5 separate regions of the Homo sapiens genome follow, and all the other regions are linked to region 5. A link is a loop called in an ENCODE intact Hi-C map of the cell type or tissue named here. Cell type or tissue: PC-9. All regions are shown on one strand. Each heading gives the region's core, and the rest is flanking DNA. Links, peaks and the distances in the headings are about the cores only.

Region 1 (6,398 bases), core at 525-5,524, 140 kb after region 5:
TTAGAATTTAAAATACATTACATTCATTCACTTACTTATTTCTTCAATATACTCATACTAAACACCTACTGTAAACTAGGAATCATTTTAGGAAATGAAGATCAAAAAATGGAGAAAAAGTTACCTACCCTAAGGAAGGTCACGTTCTATTGTGAGAAAGCAATAAACAAAAGAAAAATGTAAACTATGTATTTTCAGGTTAGAAATGAGTATTTTCAGAAATGCAAGTTAAAGGTATAGAAAACAACATTACTCTGTTTTTGTTTCGCTCAAATGGTGAACTAGCTTGACCTGTTGGTCCTTTCCCCAAAAATCAACCCTAGAAAAAGGTAAGTAAGAGGGAAAAATAGTTTCTAAGACACTTTTTGTAAAAAAAAAAAAAAAAACACACACACACACAAAACCTTAGCATTTCGAGGTTATTTTAAGCATGTGTGGTTCTGTGAGTGTTATGAGGGATTACATTTAAGGCAGAAGACAAGAGTGGGAATTTTTTTTTTTAACTTTTGTTTTATCCTCTCCTGACTGCTTTGGGTAGATCACTCTCTACTCTGTTACTGCAGAAATCCACAGCTACAATGGCTAGTGGGTGTTCCAGAGGTAAAAGCAGAGCACTTCAGAAGTCTTGATGGGGTAAGAGGTAGATATTTTTTAAAAGGTACAAACCAACCAATCACTCCTAGGCAGTAACTTCTACAGAGCTACCATTTAAATGCAGAGGGATGGTGGACTGGCCTCTTAATGCTGATTCTCTTAAAGAAAACAGAGAGTGTGCCTAGTAGCACTGGTAGGAACAACAGTGATCCACAGCAGCTCTGCGGAACCTGGAACTTTATATCCTGGTTTATAATTCCTTTCATCCCTTCAGACTCACAGGATGAACAAAGAGTGGCCCTGGCCTTTCCCTTTAACAGGCACAGTAGTTTATAACTTTAGAAGAACATGTGCTTGAGCTCACAAGCCAAAACAACTCAATATCTGAAGGATACAACAATCATAAAACAGAGAGAACAAACATAATAACATATACTACTAAATCAGAATTACTTAAAGAGACAGACCAAGAATTTCAAATAATTCTTTTTTTTTGTTTTGAGATGGATTCTGTCTCCCAGGCTGGAGTGCGGTGGCGTGATCTCGACTCACTGCTACCTCCGCCTCCCAGGTTCAAGCGATTCTCCTGCCTCATTCTTCCGGGTAGGTGGGACTGCAGGTGCCTGCCACTACGCCTGGCTAATTTTTGTATTGTTAGTAGAGACAGGATTTCACCACAATGGCCCAGGCTGGTCTCAAACTCCTGACAATGTGATCCGCCCACCTCAGCCTCCCAAAGTGCTGGGATTACAGACGTGAACCACTGCACCCAGCCCAAATAAGTAATTCTTAAGGAAATACAGCAAGATATTAGAATTGTAAAGAATAAGAAATCATTAAAAAGCACCAAGTACAAGTATTTGGAACAAAAGATATAATATGGTGAAAAGCTATTTCAGTTAGAACAGGGAAGGCTTTTCTAAGACAGAAATACTTAAGCTGAGGCCTGATAATATAGAATAGTGTATAAATGAGACTACTACATAAAGATCTAAGGGAAGAAAATTCAATAATGGGAAATGCAGGTATAAAGGTGGGTGCTCTGCCTGTTTGGGAACAGCAAGAAGGTCTATCTAGCTATAGTGAAGACAGCTAGGGCAAGAATGGCAGAAGATATGATTAGACAGGTAATTGAGAGCCTGATTATAATCCTGTAGGCCACAGTATTTTCTAACTTTACCATTCAGGCTTTGGTGAGGATGGTACTTAAAGAGGATACTGGTCTGCAATTCCATATTAGTTACAAAAGTACCTCCTACTACATGATGCACTGCACAGGTAGGGGACTATTATTATGCACATTTAACAGATAAAGAAATGTTAAGCACAGAGAGGTTAATTTGCCTGATGTGTTACGGTGAATGGAACTAGTAAATAAACAGTGGAGCTAGAATTTGAAACCAGACTCTTTAGTCCATGCTTTTAAGTACTATGCTATGCTGCCACTCAAATTGTTTTAAGAAGGCATTATGCAGAGCAGCAAAGGCAAACCTACTATTACAAATCCAGAACACTCTTAAGATGTTTGGCTAAATCATGTGTTTCTTGAACCTCAGTTTCCACACATAAAACTAGTCTTCTTGTCATGAGTACCTTGGAACTACAGTGAGAAAATCTGCCCCTTCCCCAAGAACTTAAAGGTTTGTGCCCACTGTGCCCACACTTGAAAAAAATCATTTTTATTGCCTAGAACTTGTTTTCTGATAATGCCAGGAATCATTAAGAGTAATGAGCTAATGTATTCGAAGCACTTTCCAGGGTAGGTCACAAGGTAGGAGCTCAATAAATAGCTATGATCAACACACAATAAAAGTTATATTCTAGGAGGCTTTTAACCTTACCTAAACAATATGACAGTCTACCAGGTGTTATTTATCCAAAGACAACTGAAATACTGGAATCTATATCATTAATAGATAACAGAAGATGGAACTAGGACTAACTCTAAAACTCTTCTATTCTAAGGTTATTTGGTTTTTAAAATTAGATCATATAAAATCTATTAGCTCAAGATAAAAATATAAATTATACACAAACTTCCTAAATACTAGCAATGTTACATATTTCATATTTTCACATATGCTAAAGTAAAACAATACATAAAGATAAATCCCAAATGTGGTATATAATGTGTTATAAGAAGCACTTGGAGTAAATAAAAATTCCTTAATCAAGTTTTAGCACTATTAAAAAAAAATCAAATGTGAGACATGTACTTATGGAATTGTCTGGTCCTTTTGATCTGGTATATGACAAAAAAGCTGCTAGAAAAAAGATAGATGACAAAAGTTCTGCTCTTCCAACAACTCCTGTTACCTAGAAAGGAAAAATGAAGGGGGTTCATATTAATAAAGAATATCTTGAAAAATTACTATATATAATGGTAAAAATACTTTAATTTCCGTAACTTTTCAAGTGCACATTTGTTTCTTAAACATTCTTTGGGTGCCCTCAGGTGGTGAATTTGTGAATCTTACATAAATAGACATTTATTAGTGACTCTTAACAGTTTATACTTTTTTAAATTTATTTTGAAATAATAATAAGACTTATAGGAAGTTTCAAAACTAGTAAAGAGAGATCTTGCGTACTCTTTATCCAGCTTTCTCCAATGGTAACCACGTAAATATGGTAGAATATCTAGAACTTAAGTACTTCTTACATATTTTCTTAAAATACGAATGTTCTTAATATACAAAGGCACCATAAATTCAAAAAGTTACATCTCATAATAAATCTGAAAAATAAAGTTTAAAAAGACAATAAACTTTAAATAGTCCTTAGAAATCTTGTTCATTAAAAAAAGTGACCGAAGAACTGTATTCATGTATATATTTCTAAACAGATTTTATATTATTGAATGAAAAATGTTTATGTTTCAAAAATGTTAAATTTAAAAATTTTACACAGTAGGAAGTTATACTTTGCATACTAGGAAGTTAAGAATTAACTGTACGAATTTAAGAGTCTTCAAATATTTGGATTAAAGTCAGGGTTAATTTTTTTTTTTCTTAAAAATATATACCATTATAATCACTGTGCAGGATTTGTAAAAAAGGAAAAAGAAAAAAAGTCAGTTCATAGTTTTACTTACTGCTTCTGTGTGTATTGGGTGCACTGCAAAAAGTAAAGAAGCAATCACACTACTCTTGTTGTCCAGAAAAAGTTTGCATACTTTGAGAAATATCACACTAACCACAGCATGAAAAATCATATTCAGGAGATGATATGACATTGGTTTTAGTTCACTTAACAAATAATTTAAGCGAAATGTCAATACTGTTAAGGGACGGTAAGACTTGTGGCTTCTCTCCTACAAGGAAAAAACGATCAGTGATTATTAAAGTACCTTGGTCCAACAGGGTACAAAAGCTCATCACTGCATTTACCATTAAAGATATTAATATCTACATTTTACTGAGAAATAACAATAAAATATGAAATGTCGTAAGAGTAACACAAAAATAAAATACAGTTTTATAATCTGTGTTTTTCTATTTCCTTAGGCCACAAACAAGGTTAATTTCCTCCTGGATATACAGTGGTCAGAGAACTAACAGTAAAAGGACATTTGACAATTAATTCCTCTTCAATATAACAATTTTAAAAAAAGACAATGCCGGCATTGGTCAAGTTAGAGCACAGGATTCTCTCCAAAGCCTGCCTCCATATCTATCAGCAATACAAAAGTTCATGTAACTACTGGCTAGATCTTCAAAAGGAAATGTAAGAACAGAATGCTTACCAGTTCAATTAAAATAGTGATGACTCAAAAAGGTACTGTCTAGCTGTTTTATGAAAAACATCTCCATAATGTGTAAATCTGAATATATTAAACTAGGAATTCCCAAATTACAGAGAGTAATACAAGAGTAAAAACTTTCTTAGAATATGCAAATAGACACCATTCTTGTGGTATTCTCCTTTGGTAATAAATAAAATTTCATGTAAAGTACTGAATCTCTTTTTAAATTATAAGTTACATTTAATCAGAAATACTTCTTTCCCTAACACAAAACCAAACCAGATTTAAGAATAAAACACACAGTTCGAATATATATAAAATATTAATAAAGTTATTTTTTGTAGTTTTATACAAAGGGCATTGACATAGTTTGGATGTTTGTCCCCTCCAAATCTCATGCTGAAATATGAGGAGGTTGAAATGTTGAAGGTTGGGCCTGGTGGGAGATGTTTGGGTCATTGGGGTTGGGTCCTTTATGAATGGTTTGGTGTCTTCCCCACTGTAATGAGTTCATGTGAAAGCTGGTTGCTTAAAAGAGCCTGGAACCTCCTCTCCTCCCTCTTGCTCCCCCTCTCACCATGTGATACACCTGCTCCCCCTTCACCTTCTACAGGTAGTAAAACTTTCAAGGCCTCACCAGAAGCCAAGAAGACGCTGTTGCCATGCTTGTACAGTGTGCAGATCCATATGCCAAATAAACATATTTTCCTTATAAATTACCAGGTATTCCTTTATACTAACGCAAAACAGACTAATATACGCATCCATATTCAGCTTCTTTGCTCTTCTACTTCCTATCATATTTTGCTGTAACTTTCTGGCACACAAGTAGACTTAAGCCTGTTCATCCTTAGTAGGGAACATTAGGAAACACAAAGAATAAATCTTTCTCATCTTGAAATTAGGAACATTTTAGTATCTCTGTACTGACTATATACTCCATAATGTACTATCTACTTAGAATGTTCTTTCCTGCTTGCCTAATTCCTTTACATCCTTCAAATTTCATCTCAGGCATATAAAGCTATTTTTAAGGCACTGTACTGAACTGACATGATTTGTACTAGAAAGTAGAAAAGGACTCTAGAAACCCTTCGAGTACCTGAAATGTCACTGTGGCTACAATGGAACATATATTCTAGGTGAAAGGATGTACTCAGAAAGTAGAAGGGAATATGTATTTTGAATTGCAGTATACATAATTGTTCAGTTAGGACTATTAGACATACATATACTATAGGTGATGACCAACTAACAGACAGACCAATTATTAACATAATTATTCACATAACTCATTAGGGATCTATTTCAGATTCCACTGTGACAAATCATCATCAGCCTATTAGATACTAAGTTTACTTTGTGAAAACACCTAGGGCCATTATGAATAAAACAATTCAGATCATTATTACTTTCGGGCATATTAAAGAAAAAATTACTCATGATATTAGTTGGCAATAAAAATACACAACAGTGTAATGAATGATTAAGCTAACAGTTCCCTGTTAATGTGAATCTCAATATAGGGATGGCAAAATCATAATGAGATAAAATATTTGCAGAAGTTACCTTAGCACAAGGTACTTTATAGGCCAAATGCCAGAGGAAGGTGGCTCATTACAGCCCCCTCGCTCTCAGCCACGGCTATACCAAAGAATCACCTGGATGACTTAAACAAAAGCCCCACCCTCCCTCCCACACAAAACAACTAAACACACACACACAAAATAAGACAAAAATATTGATACCTATATCCCACTCTGAGATTATCTGAAATAACAGGTTTGGACAGAGCCTTGGTAATATGTTTTCATTCTTTTAAATGCCCCAGGCAAATTCTAATACGGCAGTCAGGGTTGAGATCCAATGAATTATCAATAAATAGAGCAGCACATATCTATAGCATAAGCCTACTAGAGAGATAATCTAAACACTGAGAGGTTCACATGAGTCCAAAGACCCCTAATACGGCAGTATTTATATGGCTTAGGAGAATGTCCTAAGCCCAAAATGTGTCTTTAAGACCTGCATTGGTACAAAAATTCTTGTAAGATACGTG
Region 2 (6,398 bases), core at 537-5,536, 52 kb after region 5:
TCTCACCCATCTTTATATCAAGCGCATTAATTTCAGTGTCAAAGGGCAAGTGTTTCATAGTCTTATGCCATTACTCTTCGGTATAGCCTGTAAGATTGGAATCTTGTCCTCTTGTTGGATCTTTAAAAACAAAAACACTTAAATGACATCACTTGACACATAACACAAAGCAAATGTGTTTGCTAATAGATTTTTGAGAAGAGGAATTGAACATTTAAATTTGTCAATATTTATACAGACTACCCAAGAGAGACTGATAATATAAACAGGAAAAATGCTTCATGTTTGAAAAGAAATGGACTCGGAATGAAACAGACCTGGATTTCGAACCCTGGTTCTATTTATTCCCTAGGTAAATAGGACAAAATTATTGTAAATTTCCTATTGCTGCTGTAATAAATTCTCACAAATTTAGTATCCTACAACAAATGTATTCTCTTAACTGTTCTAAAGATCAGAAATATAAAGTCAAGCAATTCCTAGGGCTATATTTTTTCTGGAGGACTTAGAAATGTTTCCTTTCCTTTTCCAGCTTCTGAAGGCCACTGCATTCCTTGACTCATGCCCCCTTCCTCCATCTTAAAAGCACGTAACAACCTCTTTCACTGTCAGTTTCCTTTCTGCTTCTGACATTCCTGTCTCCTTCTCTCTCTCTGTCTCTATCTCCTTCTCTCTCTCTCTCAATCTGTGTGTGTGTGGGTCTCATAAAGATCCTTGTGATTACATTTGGCCCACCTGTATAGTCTAGGACAATCTTCCCTTTTCACAATTTCTAACTTAATCACATCAGTAAAGTCCTTTTTGCCACATAAGGCAGTGCTCCCCAACCTTTTTGGCACCAGGAACTGGTTTCATGGAAGACAATTTTTCCACAGACGGGTTGGGGGGATAGCTTCCGGATGACTCAAGTGCATTACATATATTGTGCACTTTATTTCCATTATTATTATATTGTAATATGTAATGAAATAATTATATAACTCACCATAATGTAGATACAGTGGGAGTCCTGAGCTTGTTTTCTACTACTAGACAGTCCCATCTGGGGGTGATGAGACACCGTGACAGATCATCAGGCGTTATAGTCTCATAAGGATCATGCAACCTAGATCCCTTGCATGCATGGGTCACAATAGCGTTTTGTGCTCCTATGAGAATCTAATGCCTCTGCTGACCTGACAGAAGGTGGAGCTCAGGCAGTAATGCAAGCAATGGGGAGCAGCTATAAATACAGATGAAGCTTCACTCACTTGCCCACTGCTCACCTCCTGCTGTGCTGCCTGGTTCCTAAACAGGTTCCCTGGAGGTTGGGGACTCCTGATATAAGGTAACATATTCACAAATTCCAGGAATTAGTATGTGGACATCTTTTGGGAGCCATTATTTAGCCTACCACAATCATAGTACTAGAGGAACTCATAACAACTGGGGAAGATACTGAAATGACTCATGAATTTATTTACTGACATCTAGCTTGCTACTTTTATAAAGAGGGTTTATTATGCAGGTGCACATTTTGGGCATGTGTTAACCTCTTCACCTGTAAAATAGAACTAATAGAACTACTTACATATAGGGATATTCTGAGGATTAAATAAGAAGTTTAAAGGGCTGTTACCACCCCGTTATAAAAGAACACTGTGGACATTGCACTAAAAAGTGACTCTTTTCAGTGCAAAAAAGATAAATACTTTTGTGCATGTGTGCAGCACATTGGCATTCCATTCTAGTCACATTATAGTTACTTCAATTAATTTGTATGCTTAAAGAGAGAAAGAGAAATAATGTAAATAATCTCTGCCATTTCATTTGTCATTCCACCCAATGAGCATGTGAAAGTGACTATGAAATGTATTCCTTAAATCTACTTTTCCTATGGGATCAACTGTTTAAATAAACGTATTCTTTCAGATATTATTGCATTTATTCATTTACATACCTATTTCTATGCTGTGAAGGCAGTATGACAAGAACTTAGCCTAACACAATACCTTGTAGTTGGTGCTCAGTATATGATAGCTGTTATTATTATGCAAATAAGTATTTCTTTAAAGATAATGAGGGTTCACCAATAAACTGACAACATATAATGAGAGAGAGCAGGCTAGTGGAATGAACAGACTTCAGAGTCAGTTACATCTAACTTCAAATCCTGAATTTGCCATGAGTTGTATTCTTAAAACTTTTCCTTTAACTCTCTAAACATCAATTTTGTCATTTCGAAAAAGGAAATTAAAATTATATCTCTTTAGATGTGAGGATCCAATGAGAAAATATACTTAGAGCTCCTCGAATACTGTTGGTCAGTGAATAGTAATTATTATTATTTAAATAAATATTTTCTTAATTAAAATATATTTAGCAAACAACTTTCTGAATAATGAATATAGTTATCATAGATTAAAAGATACAATTCTTACAATTCTGTCACCTAGGTTTCTGAAACATATAAAGATCTGTGGTCCCTTACAAACTGTTTATTACTAATAAATTTTCAGTATGTGTCCTAGTCAGGCTATTCATGATGACATGTAAGTGCACATACACAAACATGGATGTAAAACTTCCAATGTACCTTCAGTGATGGAAGTTTATTGTAAGAATTCAAGGGAATATGGAGTGGCACAGTTCTTAGTGTTAGCAACAACATAGTCATCTTCACGTTCCAGATCTTCTGAGACTGGAAAATGCAATAAACTCTACATATAAGTGGCTTAATGTTTTTTCATTTAACAACTGTGGTTTTATTAAATCAATTTCTCTATTTCACCAAATATTTAATTTGGCCAACTTGCCAAGCCACAGTAAAGAAGTCTGGATTTCTTTTCGCTGAGTCATTGTCAAGTTATCTCTGACTCCAGTACATCTTTGACCCAGACTACACTAAAAGTCTCAAGGCCTTCTTTGCCTTTTTCTGCTTATAGGCATGAGGGCTCCTTTGGGCTCTTTTCCCACTGGCCTCTGTGTGGAAACTCAGGCTTATACTTCTATGCCTCATCATGCCAGCTATGCTTTAAAATAATGACCCTGTCCTCTGAACTATACCTTGCTCATACTTGGCTGTTCAAGACTTTCAAAGACCTCAGGAGTGTTTAGATGCGATCACGTATGTAAACTATCTTGGAAGAAAGATAAGAACAAAGAAATAATGATGAAGAGTAAACACCCTAAAAAGAAAAAAGCACCATACAGAGGGGAGAATTACTTTTAAAATACATTTTGCAGAATTACAATCCTTTATTCCACTCTCCAAAATCTCCACAACCCACCACAATTGCCACACTATGTGCCAACACTAAGTACATCAATTCTGGGAAGGCAGAACCATATATATTGGACTTGAAGACATGGCCTTTACGACCATTAATCTATTTCCTTTTTCATTTTTAGTAAGTTTTTTTTTTTTTTAAAGAAAACCTGGTTATCCATCTAGCATCATGTTCTTACCTATAGGTAATTGTTACCTTTTCAGCATTTTACCCTTATGATTTCCTTAAATTTTTAAATTGCAGTTGATGTTTGATTTTGTTTGAAAAGAAATCTAAATGAGTTTAGGAACTCATGTGGATACCTGAGAGAACAGCATTGAGGAAGAAAGGCTGGGAGGGGCAAAGTTCCCCTGAGGTGGGAGTTCAGCAAGGAGGCTGATTGAGCTGGAGCGAAATGGATGAGGAGGGGAGAGGTAGGAGGTCAGCCAGGAGAAGAATCATGTAGACCTTTTGAAGCACATTAATCAGGTAGACTTTTTAAAGCACATTACTTTTTGTATATATTCAAAACAGAATACAAAATCTAGGGCCGGGAGCAGTGGCTCATGCTTGTAATCCCAGCACTTTGGGAGGTCAAGGCGGAAGGATCACTTGAGGTCAGGAGTTCAAGACCAGCCTGACCAACATGATGAAACCCTGTCTCTACTAAAAATACACAAATTAGCCAGGTGTGGTGGCTTACACCTGTAATTCCAGCTACTCTGGAGGCTGAGGCAGGAGACTTGCTTGAACCCAGGAGGTGGAGGTTCCAGTGAGCCAAGATTGTGCCACTGCACTCCAGCCTGGGTGATGGAGTGAGGCTCCATCTCAAAAAAAAAGAAAAAAAGAATACAAAATAACAGCCCTGGTATTTCCTCCCATTATGCAATCTTATCATTCTAATCTGTCTTTAATTAATCTCAGATGGACTCCAGAAAAATATGATGCTTTGAAAGAAGTTTTTATTGGATTACAAACCACTGAAAATATATTTAAATTTTTAAGAATTATGTACTAGTAGATTTTATTCAATTTCATTTGAGAGGATACCCAATTCCAAAGACAATTGGACCGATATTTTTCTGTTCATCTATCATGTTCCTCTACTATCAGATTCTGTGTCTTTTTTATTTGGAGAAGGCTGCTCTAATTCAGACTTAGATCATCTCTAATCAAATCTAATGGGAAAAGAGCAAGATGCTTTTTCTGGCCTGTCCTAACACCTTACTAATATTGATTGTGTCACACTCAAATTCCTGAACTTGGCTATAAATGACTAGCCAAGGGGATGGAATATATTTATTTCTATCACCATGGATTATATGTTTCTATCAATAGAGCATCCCTGAATCAATCCACAATGGCAGTACTGGAATTAGGGTGAATTGATGTTGAACAATACACAAACAACCAAAGAAATGTCCAATCATTTGGCTACTTCATCTTCCCATTCATAAACCCTCAAAAATATCTGTCTACATAATAAACTTATGTCACATCCCACAGAAAACACATCCTCCTTCGCTTTCCCAAAGAAATAATGAGAAATAAAAATCTCATTCATTGACCACACAGAGTTCTGGGTTCAAAAGGGCTATTCGAGGTACAGTCCTCTCAGTCAGATCCATCTCTAACTCCTCTTCACCTAGAGAACTAATGCTATATACTGTGTTTAATAAATCCCAAAACATTCAATACACACTTTTAAGCTGCTGTTTTGGGAAGGTAAACAACATTAAAGTGGTTGCTGATACATAATTCATATAATGTCTTGCATGACAGGGAAAGAAAGGGCTCCTTGACCTAGGAGTGAAATATAGTTCTGCTCTCTAAGGACTTCTATTGTTGAGAAGGAAATGGTTAATGGCAGTTTAGTGGACCACTTCTTCCCTAGTGGAGATAACAGGGGAAAAGAATGACTTCCACCAGATCTCCTTGTACACAGGGATTTCCTATCTACAAAGTAGGATATTTCTGGTCTATTTTTCTTATTGTAGGCAAATCTGAAATCTATGGACTTTGCTTATACCTGCTGTTTGTGAGTAGCCTTTAAATAATTAATAAAATTTGATACCAGGTAAGATCTATAATTTATGTGCACCTGCTTTGACAATTCAATCTGTTGAGTTTACACAATTCTTGTCTATGACCATATCCGAAGGGCATCCCGTAATTATTTATCAGTGTACTTCATTTAACCTCAGGTTCTAGAGCCTGAGGATTATTTTAAAGCTTGAGAAAATTTAGCCTCTTTTTTGTAAGGCTTGAGATTTGTCTAACAGTAAAACTTACTTGAACTCTTGGTATATTTTTAACCTATTTGCATTTTCTCTATTCATGGGGTAGTAAACAAAGGGAACTATCATGAAGAATCAGAGTATTTAAATCTGGACAACATGGCTGGATTTTCTGTCTTCAAGAAATTGGCCATGGCTACTATAGTACTTTTAGTCGTGGCCCCCTAAAAGACAGATTGAAATCCTAACTCTCAGTACCTCAAGAATGTGGCCTAATTTGCAAATAGGGTAGTTGCAAATGATTAGTTAAGGTGATATCACATGGGAATAGTGTGAGCTCTTAATCTAATATGACTGTGTCTTTATAACAGGAGCAGAAACAGACACACAGAGGGAGACAGCCATGTGAATGATTAAAGTGATGTGTCTACATGTCAAGTAACTCAAAGGATTGCCGACAACTTCCAGAAGCAAGGAGAGAGGCATGGAACAGATTCTTTCTCGGGTGCTTCCAGAGGAAGAAAGTCTGCTGGCATGTTATTTCAGACTTCTAGATTCCAGAACTGTGAGATGATAAATGTATGTTTTTCAAAGCCATCCAAATTTGTGGTACTTGGTTGCAGCAGTCCTGGGAAACTAGTACATCGACACTGCACTGCCAATTTCTTTAGCCCCGAGCTGAATTTCCTTCTTCTTTGTATCTATGCCTCTGGAGTGTATTTTCTCAATGGGAGTAATTCATCCCATTGTCAGGCAATGACTACTTAATTGGAAGAATATGGGAGGGGCTTGAGAAGCTAGGATATGATTTTTCTAACTACCAGTCATATCTCTTGCTAAGTTTCCCACTTCTAATATTGCTTGAATCAAATACTAGCTTAGGGCAGAGAATTTTTGGCTTTTCTACCCTGCT
Region 3 (6,398 bases), core at 924-5,923, 76 kb before region 5:
AGATCAGGTTTTAGAGTATTTTAGTTTTTCCTATGTCTAGGGAGCTATGTCAAGTTAAATGTTAGCAAGCTAAATTTTGGCATGCAGACATGAAACTTTCAGATGATCTCATGAGATAAAGTGAGATAACCTTAGGGATAGCTTTCTCCTGGATTTGACATATGCTCTCATTTGTGCACATGTGACTTTTAATGGCAGGGTGGTTTAATCAGGAAAGTCTTCGTTACAACATAGTAGTAAAAATAATCCCAATTTCAGTCGCTTAAACAACAAATATGTGTTTCTCACTCACACTACATGTCCAGTGCAGGTCATTTGGAGGCTCTGTTTGTTTCTCTAATTCTGCAACACAGACTGATGGAGCTGCCACCATCTGAATACATGCTCTATAATCATAGAAAACAATGTGGTAATTCATGCATTAAGTTTTAAAATTGCTTCCTGAAAGTGGCGTATGTCGGTTTACATTTCACTGGCCAAAACAAGTCACATGCCTGTTCCTAGGTTCAAAAATGGGGAGAAAGTGCCCTCCTATCCTGAACCCAGAAGATGAAAAGTTTCAAATATTTCACAAATACATCTGACAACTACTATAATCATTCTTTCAGAGAATAAGTAAATTACTTCTTGAGCTCTGTGACTGTGGCAATTGAAGTAGATGGCAACATCAGAGCCACTTAGAGTTACATACTCAGGACTTTGAGCCACTTAGTATACATGTTGATGTGCAGAATTGCTTTATTATGACTATAATTCTATATTTAAAGTGACAGCCTACATGACAGTAGAGATAAAATGGTTAAATAGTCATGTAACTATTATAGTCAGAAGCAGTATTTAATAATATTGATGATGAAGTATGAAGACATATTTGATATTCTCCAATAGGAAGTCCTTTTATTGGTGAAAATTAAACTAAAAGCTGGTCTCCTCTCCAAAAGGACTTGAGATAGAATCCAGTCCACTACCTAAGGTCAAGTAGAAATTAGAGGCAGTGATCAGAAGGTGCTCAGAAAGGGTCATAAAGTAGCAAAATTCTACATATTCAGATGACAAGATCATTCCTAGTTAATGGGTAATTGACTGAAAGCATTTCACACAGCAGGTGAGATTAAGCTGTCATAATAAAGATTTGATGGCATTGGTTATTGCTGAGGGTAGGATTATGGGTGATTGTTAATTTCTTCTTTATATCTTTTGGTATTTTTCAAGCATTATAAAATTAAAATGTATTTTCTTAGAAAAAATGAAATAACCAATTGATAGGCCCTCTTTTTTAAAATTTGTAACGCCTCTTAAGGGTCTTGATATAAAGAAATGACAATTTAAATACAAAATGTGTTGAGGCATTTCTATGGTTTGAATGTGTCCCCCAAAGTTCACATGTCAGAAACTTGATCCTCAATGCAGCCGTTTTGAGAGGTGTTTAGGCCATGACGGCTTTGCATGAATGTATGCTGATATTGTGGGAGTGGGTTCATTATTGTAGGAGTGGATTCCTTATTAAAAAAAAAAAAAAAGTTTGGCCTTTTTTTGTCTCTCTCTCTCTCTGTTGCCCTCTCTTTGCCCTTTCCACTTTCTGTCATGGGAGGATGCAGCAAGAAGGTCCTCACCAGCTGCCAGCCCCTAATTTTGGACTTCCAAGTCTATACAATTGTTAGCCAATAAATTTATGTTTATTATAAATTACCCGAACTGTGGTATTTAGTATAGCAGTATGAAACAGAGTAAGACAGAAAATTCATACCAGAGAAGTAGGGTATTGCTAAACAAATACCTGAAAATGTAGACACGGCTTTGGAACTGTATAATAAGCAGAGGCTAGAAGAGTTTGGAGGAGCAGTCTGGGAAAAGCCTGTATTGCTGTGAACAGAGCTTTAAGGACAATCCTAGTGAAGAGTCTGAAGAAGAGAATTGTAGGGGAAGTATAGAACTTCTTAGAAATTATTTAAATGGTCATGGTCAGAATGCTATTAGAAATATGGACAGTAAATGTCATTCCAATGAAGTCTCAGACAGGATTGAGGAATATTTTATCGGACACTGGAATCAAGGACATCCTTATTACAAAGTTAGAAAGGACTTGGCTGAATTGTGTCCTAGGGCTTTATGGAAGACAGAATTTAAGAGCAATGAACTAGAATATCTGGCAGAAGAAATTTCTAAGCAAAATATTGAAGGAGCTATGTGGCTTATTTTAGCTGCATTCAGTAAGATGATAGTGGAGAGAAATTATTTAAACACATAATTAATAATTAAAAGGAAAGCAAGGCACCTGTAGTCCCAGCTACTCAGGAGGCTGAGGCAGGAGAATGGCGTGAACCTGGGAGGCAGAGCTTGCAGTGAGCTGAGATCACACCACTGCACTCCAGCCTGGGTGACAGAGCAAGACTCCATCTCAAAAAAAAAAAGGAAAGCAAAATGTAAAAATCTGGAAAATTCTCAGCCTGGCCATGTAGAGAAAAAGAACACATACAAGGGTGCAGCCAAGCAATCCTGTGATTAAAAGGATTAGCATGGACAGAAGAAAGCCAGGTGCTATTTATTAAGATAATGGGAGGAAGATTCCAAAGGCATTTTAGAGAACTTCAAGGCTGTCCCTCCTATCACAGGCACAGAGCTCTAGGAGAGCAAGATGCTTCAGGGCTTATATCCTGGTTGCCCACCATGAGCTCACTGCCCAGAGCCACCTCAGGACTCTGCTCCACATATTCTGGCACAAGTTCCTTGACTACCTCAGCTGTGACTCAAATGGCCCCAGGTGTGGCTTGTTCTGCTTTTCTGGAAGGCTTAAGCTGTAAACCAGTGATGTCCACGTGGTGCTAATTCTGCAGGTATGAAGAATGCAGAAGCTGGGTGAGCGTGGGTCTCTCCACCTAGATTTCAAAGGATGTTGTAAACAACTGGGTCCCCAGGCAGAAACTTGATGCAAAAGTTGTAGCCACTACAGAGAGTGCCCACCAGGGCAATTCCTAGTGGAGCCATGCGAGTGGGGCCACCCACGATACTCAAAAACTATAGTGCTATCAGCATGCAAAACCAGTCGGAGACAGCTGCAGGCACTCAACTGCAACTCATAAGAACTGTTGCTACACCCAGCAAGACCACAGAGACAGGGTTTCCCAAGGTCTTTAGGACCCAATTCCTACAACAATGTGTCCAGAAAGTGGTACATGGAGTCAAGGAAGATTATTCCTGAGACAAGATTTAATGTTGTTCATCCTGTTGGATTTTAGACTCACTGGGATCAGGTACCTCTTTTTTCTTGTTTATTTATTTCTTTTGGAATGAGAATGTCTATTTTATGCCTGTCCCACCATTGCATAATAGAGTCTCCCCTAATCCCTGGTTATGCTTCATGCAGTTTCAGTTACTCATGGTACAAAAATAGGTGAGGACAATGTAATAAGATCTTGAGAGAGATAGAGAGAGACACCCTATTGACATAACTTTTATTACAGTATATTGTTATAGTCTATTTTATTGTTATAATTGTTAATCTCTCACTGTCTGATTTATAAATTAAACTTTATCGTATATATGTATTTATAGGAAAAACATAATATGTATAGGCATCAACTGGAGGTCTTGGAAAGTATCCTCCAAGAATAAGGGGGTGGGGGTCACTGTATTTTAGATGTAGATAACTTGTTTTGATTTCACAGGTTTACAGCTTGAGGGACATTTGCCTCAAGATGAATTGTGTCTTGAGTCTCATATCTGATTTAGATGAGATTTTAGATTTTGAACTGTTGAGCTGATGCTGGAATGAGTTAAGATTTGGGGAGCTATTGGAATGAATTGAGTGTATTTTGCATGTGAGAAGGACATAAATTTCAGGGGCCGGGGAAGTATGCTCTGGTTTGACTGTGTCTTCCAAAGTTCACGTGTTGGAAACTTGATTCCCCCATGTGGCAGTGTTGAGAGGTGAGGACTTTAAAAGGTGATTAGGCTATGAGGGCTCTGTCTCATGAATAAATTAATGCCATTATTATGGGAGTGAGTTTTTTTAATCACAGGAGTGAATTCCTGATAAAAGGATGAGTTTGGCCCTCTTTTGTCTCTCATTTTTTCCCTCTCTTTGCTATTCTTCCATGAGATGATGTAGCAAGAAGACCCTCACCAGACACTGGCCCCCTGCTCTTGGGCTTCCCAGCCTCCAGAACTATGAGTGAATAAATTTATGCTCATTTTAAATTATCCAGTCTGTGATATTCTGTTATATCAGCACAAAACAGACTAAGAAAGACACAGAGAAGAGTCTGTAGAATTTAGAGAGAGAGATACGGAGGGAGAATTTCTTTATCCAAACAAGAGTTTTCACAAAATCCCTTAGTGGAGTGGGATTAGATGTTATATCAGACCTCTGTTACTTGTTAATTATAGTAGTCTGTAAACATTTATGTTTCCATTAACAGTATAGTAAAATGTCAATAATTCTAATTCCGCAAAGTTGGCTTCATCATTTACAATAATTTGTTATCTTTGGCAAAAGCATAAATTAACAAATCTCATCTAGATATTGTTACATGTTATACTTTGCATCAGCTGAACTCAAATGTACACTTATAGCCAAAGCTTACAGCTCAGAATATGACAACAAGGACAAAGAGAGAGATCTGAGCCCTGGCCCTTGGCAGTGTCCTGGGAAATGGCAAGCTTTAGAAAGAAGTGGCTGTGAATCCAAGAAAAGGGTGGATCTTAGACATTGAGGCTCATGGCCTCAATTAGCAAAGATTTATTTGCTCAAGCATCACCTGAGAGAAGCAGAGCAGCCTCTCTTTAAGGGGCTAGGCAGCATGACAGTAAAAACCTCTTTACCCATTTATATGAGAGGTTGCAATTTTTGTGTGTGTGTAAAAAATCAGACCTTGGCCATGACCTTGAGCAGTAGGCTATAAATAGCTCTCACAAGCTTAGCATTGCAATAATGGAACACTAGCCATAAATGGGTTAATTAAATTAAGAGACGAAGATGAGAGCCTTTTCCTTATTTTATGGGCACTGCATAAGCCTCCACAGTCCTGATGTGCCTCTAGAGAGGAGAGTCCTCCTCCAAAAAATATGAGTTTGAATTTCCTCACTCTACAGAATGAATTGAGATCTCAGCAACAGATTTTACTCAATACATGGAAATGTGATATTCCTTGCATACTTGATATCACGAAGTAAGATTTTACTTGATTTATTTGTCTACATATTCATCTGTTTACTCATTCAAAATTACTTATTGAGTACTTACTATGTATTAGGCATGCTATATGGTGCTGGCTATATACAATCATGCACCACAAAACAATGTTTCAGTCAACAATGGACCACATATGTGACGGTGGTTCTATAAGATTATAATACCACATATTTGTGTGTGTACATATATGTCTTCGTGTGTGTACATATATATTTGTGTGTGTGTGTATATATATATATATATATATGAGTTTTTTAATCACAAAGGTGAATTCCTTATAAAAGGATGAGTTTGGCCCCCTTTTGTCTCATATATATATGTATGTGTATATATATGTGTATATATATATGTATGTGTATATATATATATATGTATGTATATGTATACACACACACAGTAACAAATACTTACCAATGTGTTACGCTTGCCTACAGTATGAAGTACAGTAATATGCTGTACAGGTTTATGGCCTAGAAGCAATAGGCTATACCACAAACCCTAGCTGTGTAATAGGCTATATCATCTAGGTTTGTGTAAATACTGTTCATTCTATGATGTCACACAATGATGAAATCACCTAAAGACACATTTTTCAAGATGTATCCTCATTGTTAGGGGATAGTAATAAACAAACCAGCCATGTCTCCTACTTTCATTGTGCTTAAGGTTAATAGAAAAAATATAAGTAACAAGTAAATAGCTTATATTAGTGCTTTGAAAGAAAAGAAGAGGAGATCATGGGAGAGATTAAGGAGGAGGACATGCTTTAGAATAGGAGGTGGCACCCATGGATATCTAAGGATGCAATGGCACCAGTGATGTAGAGTGAGGGAGAAAGATGTGCCAGTAGAGGCAAGAGCTGTGGCAGGAAGGAGCTTGGCACGCCGAAGACCTTAACAGACAGAGATCAATGTAACTAGAGAACAGTGAACAAGGGGCACAGTGGCATGGGATGTAGGTGAAAATTACACAAAGTCTGAATTTTGCAGGGACTTACAAGTCATGCTAAACATTTTGGTCTTTATTCTCTGTACAAGAAGAAGATTTTAAAGAATTTTAAGCAGAGAAGTAATGTGATTAGAGAAATGGTTTAAAATGATCATTCTGGTTGCTGTGAGAAGAATGAAAAGGAAGAAGTTTAAGAGGGCAAGTGAGTTGGCCTTCTCAGAGGGCAAATTTGGACACTCCTGTAGTGGTATAATCAAGA
Region 4 (6,398 bases), core at 510-5,509, 250 kb before region 5:
AACTTATCGCTTTATTTTTTGGGTTTCTCCCCTCCCTCTAGCTATGTAAATTTTTGTTTAAGCTATAGCTAAGTGTAACTTGATTTACCTGCTCGACTCATTTATTCAACCTGGTAATAACTTGACATGTAATTTCAATTTGAAACTGATTGAGTTAAAGAGACCTATATGCCTTCTGTAACATGACCCTTTAAAATAAAATTTAGTAGTTCATTAAATATAAATGAAGTCAGTTTTATTATCTAACTGGCCTAGTATTTTTCTTTCCAGCATAGATAGTGTAGGTTTTGGTTTATATCCAATCCAGCAATTTCCTAGCAAAGTGGCCATAAGGAAGTTACCTAATCTCTCCCGAATTGTGTTTTGCTCACCTGCAGAGTAGGGTAATAATATCTACCTGGTTGATGGGAGGATTACAGGAAATAATATCTGCAAACTGCTTGTCCTATGCACAGCCCCTTAGAAGTCAATATATTTTGAGTTATTTCCACTTTAAGTAGTATTTACATGTAGAACGAGGACTGATTATTAAAGGGTGAATTTCCCCAAATTTTTCTCATGCATTGAATACCTTGAAATCTTTAAATTCCCGTTACATTAAATTCCCTTATTATATTACATTGTCTGCCTTTTCATATTAAGCAACTTCTTTCTAGTTTTTTTTTGTTATAAGAGCATATTCATTACATATTTTAATGATCACCCATATTTTAAAACATTTTTAGCTTACTTCTTCACAAAAGGGAAGTTAGAAGAGTATCTTTACAAGATTTTGGCACCCACCAATTTGGACTCCAAGTTGGTCTGAGTTTCAATTAGTTACTCTGGTAACATCTGTTTTATTGATAGTAGTTAAGTTTCAAAAACTAACAAATCTACTAAATGTTTCAGTTGTCCCTTTAAGATTACTTAACAGTGCTTAGAGAAGAATTTTAGTCTGTGTAAGATGATTAGGTATTTTCCTTATAATGTTTAATGGTAAATTTTTAAGCAATTAAAAAGATCTGAAAAAAGAAGTCATATAGAACTGAATGGTTATTCACCAAATGAGGATCCTGTTGTTGGTTTACATAGATTATTTTTGGAAGATATGGTTCATATGAGTTAAGAAGACCTGAACTCAGGACCAATTACCATACCTGTATCTTGGTAACTTGCTTTCCTGTCTTTGGGTAGTTGAGCCAGTTGGCTCTCTTCCAAAATACATTTGGGCTACAAGGGAACTGCCTGCTTCAATAGCTGGTATGCAGGATTAAAGAGAAGATGAATGTTGTTTTTGGCAGCAGCTGCTGTTTTGTTCAGGGCAGCTCTAATACCATTTCGTAGGTCTGTGCATAAAGAAAATGAGCTACACAAACACTTAACTCTCTTTTTGACTTTGTGACGTCTGTAATATGGACCCTGACAATGCATATTTTAAAATCACTTCTCATATTCATAGAGAAAAAAAGGCTTTTTTTCTGTATTTTATTTTTTTGTTTTTCCAAGTTTAGAGGATTGGTATCTTCTGGTTTCTTGAACAGCATATGTCCCCCTGATATTCTTAGGCTGCATGCATTTTAATTTCTACTGAAGGAAAGGAATCTGCAGTGTGACTTATGTGTTGCAACACACGTTCAGATTAAGTCCATGGTTTGTTTTGGGTGTTTGTAGCTCCTTTTCCTGGCATGTGGCCTTTTACTGTAAGGAAAGCTCTGTGTTCAGGAGGGATTGGTTATTGAGTGAATAGTCCACTGGAGTCTGCTGATGTTTGTTCTCAACAAAAATGAAAATTAAGCAAGACCTTTGCCTTTGAGGTCTTCAACCTCATCTTCTTGTAAATCCCTCCCACCCCAGACTTCTTTAAAGTACTTTTCTAGTACTGTCTGCTACTGTCTGCTCCCAGAAAAGGACCAGCCACATCTGTCACTGATGTTAACATAAATTTTAGTCAGTATTACTTCCCTCTACCAGAACTGTTTCTACTGCATGCCTTGGTTGTAACAGTGCACACAGATTTCTCATTATTTTTTTTCCTAATCATGTAAATGATTTGAAGGCAACATTTAGCAATGAAAGGATTATTGGAATTTTGTGTGTTGTGGGGGAATAAACGGGGGACACTTTTGATGCATGTTTCTGAAAACAAAAATCGAGAACTACCCAGGACGATATGTGTCTATACAATGAAAGACTATCCAGAAATGAGGGGTTATCACACAATGAGCTTGACCTAGAGAGAAAAGTTGTACAATGATAAAACAAAGTAGCCAAAGAAAAATGTCATATACAGCTGCAGAGAATGTTAACAGAAAAAAAAAATAGATGATTACCCAAACTGAAAAGATACATTTTAGAGCAGAAGTCACAAACACAGGGACATTTTGCTTCAGTGTATCTCCATTAGGGTGTGTGTGAGCGTGTGTGCACACCCACATATTTAGGCACCCTATTCCCTCAGAGTTTCCAGAAATTGGAAGAAGAGGAAGAGAAAACAAAGATAAATATTTTGTTGATATATTGGAACATGTCATTTAATTGGAAGTCAGTTGTCTGTTAACTGAAGCTACTCTAAACACAGTTCAGAACTAAGAAATAAATGAAAAAGGTGTGTGAACTCAAAGTCAGTGTCAAAATATTCATGTGCTAAAGGTCATACTCTTTGTATATGGGAGATCTACTCTATAAAGTCTTTTCTCAGAAAGTTTTACTCAAACATTTTTGAAGTACTTGTCTTCTGGTTTCCTAGCCGATGCAAAGCCCATAAACCACACAACAAATAATTGCATAACACCCATAGTTTGAATAGTTTCTCATTTGATTCTTACTACTAGTTCATGAGATGGGTAAGGCAAAAATTATTTTTACTATCATTTTATAGGCTGATAAATGGATACTCAGGGAGATTAGCTGACTTGTTTGAAGTCACATGGGAAGGGACTGAGAGGTTTTCTGGATCCATGTTCTGCCCATGGTTTCCAAAAGCGTTTTTTTTTTTTAATTTCTTCTTGCCCTTGGAAACCTTTGTTTAAACAGAATCTTACTCAGAGGCATGAACAAATAAAACAACAAAAAAAGCTGAGCTGCTCTGCTTAAAATAAAGGGTGCGGGCCAATAATTCTGGCAGAGGCAATTCACTTTCCTCATTTGGAATAGCTTGACCATCACTACACTACACCTTTCATTCATTCATTCATTCCAAAAGTATTTCAATTGAGCTGTGTTTTATTTTTCTATTGCTGCTGTAATAAATTACCAAAAATTTAGTGACTGGCCGGGTGCAGTGGCTCATACCTGTAATCTCAGCATTTTGGGAGGCTGAAGTGGGTGGATTACCTGAGCTCAGGAGTTCAAGACCAGCCTGGCCAACATGGTGAAACTCTGTCTCTACCAAAAATACAAAAAAAAAAAGAAAAGAAAAAGGCCAGCCATGGTGGCAGGCACCTATAATCCCAGCTACTTGGGAGGCTGAGGCAGGAGAATCACTTGAATCTGGGAGGCGGAGGTTGCAGTGAGCCGAGATTGCACCACTGCATCCCAGCCTGAGCAACAGAGAGAGACTCTGTCAAAAAAAAAAAAAAAAAATTATCATAATTTTGAAGATCAAATGTTCAAAATAAGGCTCACTTACATCAAAGTATCAGTTGGACTATGTTGCTTTCCAAAGGCTCTAGGGGAGAATCTATTTCTTTCTCTTTTGCAGCTTCTAGAAGCTGCCTACATTTCTTGACTCTTGGTCCCTTCTCTCTATTTTCAATGCCAGCAAGGACATGTTGAGTCCTTTTCAGGTCACATTTCCCCGACCCTTCTTCCATCATCGCACCTCTCTCTGAACAGAGCTGGAAAATAGTCTCCATTTTTAAGGACCATGGGGATTAGATTGGACCCAGGGAATCTAGGATAGTCTCTTCATCTCTAGTTCTTAACGTAATCATGTCTGGAAAGTCCATTTTGCCATGTGTGGTGATGTATTCACAAGTTCCAAGAATTAGGACATGGACATCTTTGGGGCCATTATACTTCCTGCTGTAAGCTCCCATATGGGACACATGTTGTGTTCATCATCAAGAGTGCAGGAGACTAGAAATAGGCATGTTAGCAGTAACAATATGTTGCAAGTAATGACCTGACAATCTGGGGGAAACAGGAAAACTAAGGAACAAACAAATGAAACCTAAAATAAATTTTTAAAAGTTATACAAACAAGTACAGTAATTTGGAACCACTTGGAGAAGGGAAGCTACAACTACATAACTGAGATACTTTGAAAGTCTTCCTTTTATTTGATGAACCTGAACCGTCACAGAAAAGCAAAGTTTAATATTTCAATTCACTGTTTAAGAAATCAAAGTGTGTGTACAATATTAGAAAGACTTCTGTGTAGAAAAGTTAATACTGAAAAGTTTCTTTTTTATATAAAGAAGTAAGCTCTGCATTTCAGCTCTCTCCTGAGTATACTGATGAAGGAGGTGTCATTACTGCTTGGCAAAAATCTCAATATTTCTAACTTGATTATCTCCCTGTCCTAATGTTTAGCTATGCCAGAATGAATTCTTTAATTTTATGAAAGGTGGATATTTTTAATGGTAGCAAAGTATATGCAAAATTAAATTACAATATGAATTTATTTATAATGGCTTTAAAATAAAGGGCTTTAAGAAATATAGGTTTTTCAGAGATATTTGAATGTTCATAAGCTAACATAGATTTAATTTTAGCATTGACCCAGTGGATTTTTACAAAATGAACAAAACTGTGTCTTTGTAAGATATTTGAATTTAACTGATGCAAAAAAAATTTATGTTGCCCTGATCAAATCATTCTTCAATTATTATAGCAGTCTGTGTTGATATATTTTAAGGAACTATCAAAGGACATATATTAAAAATTATGATGACTTGAATAATATAGACTATTCAGCTGTGGCATGGAATATGGAACAGACTTGTCTCCATATGCTTGATATTTGCAAAAGTATTAAAGTTTTAGAGATCTGCTATCGCATCACAGTTCTCACAAACCATCTAACAGATTTGCAGGAGTTCTGGGACAGTGTAGAGGGGCTAAAAGGACAGGAGTTAGAATTGGACAGACCTGGGCTTACTGATTTCACCACTCAGAAGTCACCAAACCTCCCTGTACCTCAACTCCTTCATCTTTAAAATTAGGATATATGAAAGTTATTTTTTTCCTTATTAGATATCCAAGATGCTTGGTGTATAGTAAATGTTCAGTAACTTTTAGCTCTATTCATGGAATTGTTCCCAAAACACAACCAGCATCTGCATTCACATTCCAGCGCTCTGCCTGATAGCATTGAACTACCTATACTCCTATTTAAAGCCACACTTCCTACTTGAGAACTGAATCTCACCCCTTCTTTCCTGCTCAAGGCTGTTGCCCAAGCAGTCCCCTCTCTTCTGACCTATATTGCCAATTGCTTCCTCCTACTGGATCATTCCCATAGGCATACACTCATTCTGGTATTTCAACCTTCTTACAAATAAAACTCTCTTCACCCCCAATTTCTTGCCAGCTACTTCCCCATCTTGGTTTTATTTATTTATGTGTTTGTTTATCCAGTTGCTCTCCTTTGAAGGAAAACTCTTCAAAACAGCTGTTCATACTCACTGTTTCTGGTTAATCTCATCTCCTGCTTTCTAAAACCCACTGTAGACTGGCTTTTTCCCATACCACTTCAATAAAACTGCTCTTGTTAATATTACCAGTGACCTTAATGTTGCCAAACCAGTGGTCAGTTATCAGTCCTTATCTTACTCGGCCTATAACTGGCATTTGACATAGTTTGACCCTATTTTCCTTAAAGTACTTTTTTAAAGTCTTGGCTTCCTTCCATGATCTTTTTGCTTTGCTCTCTTGGACTCTTTTGTGGGTTCTCACTCTTCTGTCAGATCCCTTAAGGTTAGAACACCATAGCATGCGCAGTTCTTTGTTCTTTTTTATACTTTTACTCACTCCCTTGGTGATCTCATCCACTCATTTGCTTATATATGGAAGGTTATCATATTTATATCTGCACCCCAAGTTTCCCTCCTAAGTCCAGATTTAAATATCTTGACCTGGCATTATCACTAGAATATCTCAAAGACATCTTAAACTTAACATACTCAAAATTTAACTCCTGATCTGCCTCCCAAACCTTCTCTACCCCCAGTCTTCCCCATATCAGTTGATGGCAACACCATCTTTCCATACCAAAGTTCTTATAGTCATCTTTGACTCTTTCTCTCAAATCGTACTCTGTCAGGAAATTCTCATGGTTCAGCCTTCAGAAGATGTCCAGAATCTAACCACTTTCAGTCAATGTATTACTATAACCCTTTCTTGATTGGATTACAGCAGCAACCTCCCAACTTGTCGGTTTCATTTTCTACCTGTTGTCACCCTAAAGTCTATTT
Region 5 (6,398 bases), core at 956-5,955:
TACTCTTATTAAACAGTTCAGATTTAATACATTCATTCTGGAATAAACATTACTAAATTTGGAAGGAGAGCAGTTTGAAACCAGTGGGAAGTACCAGAGAAAACTGAAAAATCCAGATTACCAGTGTTTGCTACAAAAGGACAAGAAAAAGAAAAGTACAAAACCAATGTTACTTCATGACATAATACTGATGTGTAATTATTTCTAATTGTATGCATGCTTAATCAAATACTCATGAGCAAAATGAGTTTCTATTAAGTATTTTAAAGGCATAAATAGACGAAAAATTTGTAACCAAGATCAAGTCTTGCAAGGAGCTAGGGAGTACCTGAGAGCTCCTAAGAACCAAAAACTGAAGGTAAACTAAATGTAAGCGGAAATGAGCAAATACATTATAACATTAAATGGAGTATGATGCGCCATTAAAATGATGCTGTAAATCTATGCTTTTTGAAATCTAAATATGTTTATGTATATGTATATGTTTAGAAGTTCTATGATTAAAGCAGTTGTAAAGTAGTTTTACAGTATTAAAGACTTTTAATTATTTAAATTAAAAGGAGAGAGCAAGAATGTATATGTCTTTATGTGTGTGTATGTCTATTAAAAATTTCAGAAATATACATCAGAGTGTTAATACTGGTCATTTTTGTATGATAGGATTAACAATAGTATTTTAAAATTGTTTATTTTTGTCATTATCTAATATTTTAAAAACATATGTTTATTATGTATTTGGGTGTAAAACCCATGAGGACATTTCAATTTTTTTAAGTTTGATTTAAAAAAATAAGCTTACCTATAACATTTAAATCTGCTTCTGAATTTGTTTGGATCATTCCTGAACAACAGTTGAAATAAGACCTATATAGATGACAAAGATTAGGGGGTAGAGTTTGTCATTGGCTTTTTAAATGTGCAAACTTGAATCAAATTAGACTTCTAGGAAAGATTATGATATGACTGCATGTTTACATAGCACACTAAACAAAATAATAAGAGCAACAGAAAATAATAAAGGAATCTTCATTCATAAGTAAATTAGTAAATCACCAAAATCCCTTACTAAAGAATCTGAAACATATTTACCAATTACAATAATACTTCCTCAAAATAAAAGGAAGGGGCTCAGCTTTGGCATATAGCTTCCCTAATTAAGAGTAAGATGCTGTTTGGGAAGAAAGTAAGGAATACTCCTAAAAATTCTTTACTTGGAGATAGGATCTTTTGCAATTTGAATGAGTTTCAGGAGTAATGTGGGTCACCATTTTGGATTTCTTAGACCATCAGCTCGGTGAGGTCAGGAACCATAATGTTTTTGTTAACAACTTTATCCCCAGTTTCTGGTACATAGTAAAGGCTGAATAAATATTTGTTGAATAAATGCCTGGAGTTGTTTCCCCTCCCACATAATGGCAAAAGTGGAAGGAGAAATGAAATGGCCATGTCATTTTAATTTAACCCAATCTAGTTTCACAACTAGTAAGAAACAACTGCTCAGCCACAAAGCAAAGTTAGCCAAACAGACATAAGTAAATATTTATCCATAAAACAAAACTATGAACCTAAGAGCACAACACTGATATGGGAACCTGCCAGGATGACCTGAACTAATCCCTCTAAAATGAAGGAGCAGCCAAACTCTGGGAGAGTTAAGGTTTGAAATTACTAAATCTCATGCTTTTAATCATTGTGTTAGGCTGCAATATTTTCTAAAGAAGACGAATTAATCTTCCCAATGACTAAATTACAATAACATACTTGTTGAAGGTAACATTTTACTAAAATACTGTTTTGCTCTTCTAAATGGCCCCAAATTAATCAGAATAACTTTTCTGATGCAAAATCCACAGGTTTAATAAAAAATTGGTGATACAGGTTACCTCTTAAGAGACCGTGAAATAGCTACTTGAGACAGTCAGGAAGTCAGTGTGGAACATTATAAAGATCTGAACCCAACTGTGTCTTATGCATTAAGCAGTCACAGAGTTCCACTGGGATTTAGAATGGACTCCGGATCTGATGACCTTGCCTTCCAAGAATATTTTTCCACATCTTAAATTCTATACTTGTTGTCAAGATCCAAGCTCATCAAAATTCATGACTCATTTAACAATAAAATCAATTCATTTGTCTTTATTTTATTACCTTATCTGTGTGGGAAAACTAAATTAGAGTCTTGTGTCAGCCAAGATCTTCAAGCAGAAGCCTATTTGATACGGACGTAGGGGATAAATAATAGTAGGTCTGGCCTACCTGTTAAACAACCAAAAATTACTCTAATGTAAGAAAGTTACATTGATTAGATTACTAAGATAACACTTACTAAGATTAGATTACTAAGACAACACATTACTAAGAAGTGAAAGGCTTGGAGCCATCATTCTACTTTGACAAAGGCTAGGGACAAAGGCTGTTCTGGGTCTTTGGCATCAGAAAGAAGCTCTTGGATGTTCTCTGAAGTATCAATATTAGCTATCCTAGCTTCAATTACCTTCATTCTCCATGTGGCTCTCTTCTAGTTTCAAATTTCCAAGAAAGAGAATTGGGTTGGTCCAACTTAAATTAGACATCTTTATCCTTGGTAAATCACCCTGGCAAGAGTTTCTTTGAGGCAGGAGGTGGTAGTGGCACAAACATAGCTATAGGGTAGAACTGTGAGCTGAGTCATTGCTCCAGTACATATTACTGCAGGGGGATGACCACGTGGTCAGTGCATGTGTTTGTGGGGGTAGAAGGAGATAGTGTTAAATTATTCTTGGAACGTGGCTTAACCACTGTTGGGTTTGCTCTATGACAAAATCAAGTGGCATAGTCATATCTGACTGATATGAATCAGCAAAATGGAAATGGGGCGAATTCTGCAGCCTTGACCTATGACTAGGTTTCAGTATTAGAGTTCTTTCCACCCTCTTTAAGCTCGTGTTGATAGAAACAGCCATCATATTTTCTTTGCTTCACATTTCTCAGGGTTACTTCATAAGAAGTGAGAGCTGATTTCCCATTGACTCATGCATTTCCATATTTAGCTCATTAGGTGCAGGAAGTCTACATCTTGTTGGTTCAATGTTTTCATTAGGAATTAGAAATTTTCAGCAATTACTTGCTGGACAATGCACAATCATATCTATATCTTTTACTCAAAATGGTATCTTCTGAACTTACATTCCAACATCTTGTAATTTTCAAATCTTTCCCATTTGTAAGGTGAAATGATCATAGTAATATACTTGTAAAACTTCCCTTATACATGAATATCAGAAAATATATGTGGCAAAGTGTTTTAGTTATCTATTGATTCATAATATTTTATTTCAGAATTGTCTCAAAAAACTCACACATTTATTATCTCATTCCATTTATTATCTCACTCTGTGGATCAGGAATGCAAGTACGCTTACATGAGGTTGTAGCGATGGTGTCAACTGACACTATGGTCGCATTTGAAGGCTCAGCTGAGAGGGGAAATATTTCCTAGCTCCCTCACATGGTTGTTGATAGGATTCAGTTTCTCATGGGGTATTGAACTGATGACCTCAGCTCTTTACTGGCTGTTGGCTAGAAGCCTCGCCTGTCCCTTGTTAAATGATTATCTTCTTAGGGAAGCTATGAAAAAAATCTCCATGCTAGTTGGCTTTTCTTAGAGTGAGCAAGTGAGAGAGCAAGAGGGTGCCAGGACAGAAGCCACAATGTCTTTTTATCCTAATCTTGTAAGTGACATCTCATCACTTACTTCTGCCACATTCTATTCATTAGAAGTGAGTCACTAAATTCAACCCACACTCAAAAGGAGGGGAACTCCAGGAAACAGAAATCATTGAGAGTTCTGTTAGAGGCTGCCAGCCACACCAGGGAACTGGAATTACAGGTATATTCTGACATTTAAGAAACAAAAGAAAATCATGAGATAAAGAATAATAAGGTAACAACATTCAAATCGAGGAGACTGAGAAAAAAAATGAAAGGAGTTTACTATTATGATTCTATTAACCAAGAAGAAAAGTAGTTTGATTAAAAAGACAGATTTTCATTGGCAAGCATGAAGAATTTCACATTTACATCAAATATTCACTTGGCCACAGATTTTTGTATTAATTTGAAGAGTGTGCTTAGCTGCCCTCTATAATGGGCAGCTTCCCAAAATGACTTGTGCTGATCAACAAAAAGAGTTAAGTAAATATACTGTCAATAAAGAGAAGCCTTGTAAAAGAAACTCAAAATGAAAAATACAAGGAAAATGTGAAAAAATTAACATTTTTAACAAAGCAAGTTTATAAGAAAGATACATAGGGAAAAAAGGCAACAATTTAATCAACTTACACTGTACAAAAGCAAAGTATTTTATTTCAAGAGATACTGGGCTTTTTCAGCTTTACAGGAAACTGGCCAATTATACCTCTTCATATGAAAAACAAAGATAACCAAGTCCCATGAAGATAAGCCTGGATAGACTGTATTTAGATACATTAACCTTCTTAATGAACTACAGACAGTCCCTGAATTAAATGATTTTTTTTTTTTTTACTTTATGGTGGTTCAAAAGCAATACACATTCAGGAGAAACTAGACTTCCAATACTTATACAACCATTCTGTTTTTCACTTTCAGTGAACTATTCAATAAATTACAGGAGATATTCAACACTTTATTAGAAAATAGGCTTGATGTTATATGATTTTGCCCAAATGTAGGCCAATATAAGTGTTCTGAACACATTTAAGGTAGGGTAGGCTAAATTATGATGTTTGCTAGGTTAGGTGTATTCGATGCATTTTCATCTTATATATTTTCAACTTGCAATGAGTTTATCAGGACATAACCGCAACATAAGTCAAGGAGCATCTATACTCTGATATGGATACCCAAAATGAAAGCTGTATGGGATGGGTGGTATAGCTGAGAAATAAACATAGAAAAAGAAAATGAACAGACACTGGAAGGCCAACTCAAAATATCCCATTTGGATATGTAAAAGTCAAAAAGATATGTTTTACTTAAGAATTGGCAGATAGTCACCAGGCGCAGTGGCTCACGCCTGTAATCCCAGCACTTTGGAAGTCCGAGGCAGGCGGATCATGAGGCAGGAGTTTGAGACCAGCCTGATCAACATGGTGAAACCCCATCTCTACTAAAAATACAAAAATTAGCCGGGTATGGTGGCACGCGCCTATAATTCCAGCTACTCGGGAGGCTGAGGCAGGAGAACTGCTTGAACCCGGGAGGCGGAGGTAGCAGTGAGCCAAAATCGCGCCACTGCACTCCAGCCTGGACGACAGAGTGAGACTCTGTCTCAAAAAAAAAAAAAAAAAAAAAAAAAAAAGAAATTGGCAGATAGTCTGTCTGTCTGTCTACACTACTAGTTATCCTGAAGTTTCATCTCTCAGATGACAGGAAGCAGTTTAGTGTTTTTTATTTAAAGGGGAAGAACAGATAGGTAAAGCCAACAATGATATTCTGGTGCCCTATCTTGGAAATATGAAAAAAAAAATTAAGTATGTCAAAAATTTTCAAATCAACTCACCAGAGAATTTATAGGAATAGAATGGCTGAAAGTTTTAAGAAGTTCTCAACAAGCCAACGGCCCCAGTATTCCTCACAATTCACCAAAATTCACTGAATGCCTGCAGTGTGAGGAGCAGTATGCAATCAAGAAAGGAAACCAATGAATGCTGATTTAGATAGTCATTTAGCTTTGCGATAATATTCATTGTTTTTCTAATGTTTATTATTTGGAAAAAATTGAAAAGTGTGAAGAAGGAAATAATACTCATAATAAACATGGCTAAAATTATGGTATGTTTTCTATAAAAAATGTGTTTGTACCCTTTGACCCAAATCAAACAAGGTCAAGGTACGCACTGTTAATTATAAGATAAAATGAGATTAGTTGTACAGCATGGTGATTATAGTTAATAATAATAATGTAATAATGTATTTAATAATGAATTATATACTTGGTATTTGCTAAGAGAGTAGGTTTTAAGTGCTCTCACCATACACACACACACACACAAACACACAAATACACAATAGTAACTGTATGAATTGATGGATATGTTAATTATCTTGATTGTGATAATCACCATACATTGTATCAAAATACTACATTGTACATCTTAAATATGTACAATTTTTGTCAAATCTCTAAAAAGATGAGGGAATAAATACATACATATATGTGTATATTTTACATGTATGTATGTAAATTTTAAATATTGATATGTAATTTTATAAACAATTTCTTTTCTCCCACCTATGTTATCAGAGTTTGCGTTCTTTTTTCTCACATTATTAAATTTTTTTTTTTTTTTCGAGATGGAGTTTGGCTCTTGTTGCCCAGGCTGTAGTACAATGGCACGATCTCGACTCACTACAACCTCTGCCTCCCAGGTTCAGGC

The links. Peaks named below come from ENCODE experiments on the same cell type or tissue, not always from the same donor. Only the 100,000 strongest peaks of a DNase experiment are listed, where the experiment ranks them.
Region 1: a loop joins it to region 5, with 10 times the contacts of the local background. A loop is called at or near these places in 6 of 110 quality-filtered maps.
Region 2: it touches region 5 in a loop (2.1-fold over the local background); 9 of 110 quality-filtered maps call a loop at or near these places.
Region 3: a loop joins it to region 5, with 1.9 times the contacts of the local background. A loop is called at or near these places in 2 of 110 quality-filtered maps.
Region 4: it touches region 5 in a loop (4-fold over the local background); 3 of 110 quality-filtered maps call a loop at or near these places.

What each region holds. Positions count from the first base shown.
Region 1 is chr12:88,150,800-88,157,197 of GRCh38, reverse strand. It overlaps TMTC3 (transmembrane O-mannosyltransferase targeting cadherins 3), which reads right to left. Exons shown (of 14, transcript NM_181783.4): 3 at 3,689-3,907; 4 at 2,811-2,910. Among named protein-coding and RNA genes, the nearest start is that of TMTC3, 12 kb to the right of the region's middle. In PC-9, for the core only: a CTCF peak has its summit at 3,039 (motif pointing left); no DNase peak of the experiment used is centred there.
Region 2 is chr12:88,243,837-88,250,234 of GRCh38, reverse strand. No RefSeq gene overlaps it. Among named protein-coding and RNA genes, the nearest start is that of TMTC3, 100 kb to the right of the region's middle. RefSeq lists a silencer at 1,296-1,496 and an enhancer at 5,928-6,398. In PC-9, for the core only: no CTCF peak of the experiment used is centred there; a DNase peak (open chromatin) is centred at 2,824.
Region 3 is chr12:88,372,466-88,378,863 of GRCh38, reverse strand. No RefSeq gene overlaps it. Among named protein-coding and RNA genes, the nearest start is that of KITLG, 200 kb to the left of the region's middle. In PC-9, for the core only: no CTCF peak of the experiment used is centred there; no DNase peak of the experiment used is centred there.
Region 4 is chr12:88,549,343-88,555,740 of GRCh38, reverse strand. All of the region lies in intron 1 of KITLG (KIT ligand), which reads left to right. Among named protein-coding and RNA genes, the nearest start is that of KITLG, 28 kb to the left of the region's middle. In PC-9, for the core only: no CTCF peak of the experiment used is centred there; DNase peaks (open chromatin) are centred at 1,230 and 2,770.
Region 5 is chr12:88,296,228-88,302,625 of GRCh38, reverse strand. No RefSeq gene overlaps it. Among named protein-coding and RNA genes, the nearest start is that of TMTC3, 160 kb to the right of the region's middle. In PC-9, for the core only: no CTCF peak of the experiment used is centred there; DNase peaks (open chromatin) are centred at 2,825 and 3,765; H3K4me3 peaks cover 1,103 bases; H3K27ac peaks cover 3,681 bases.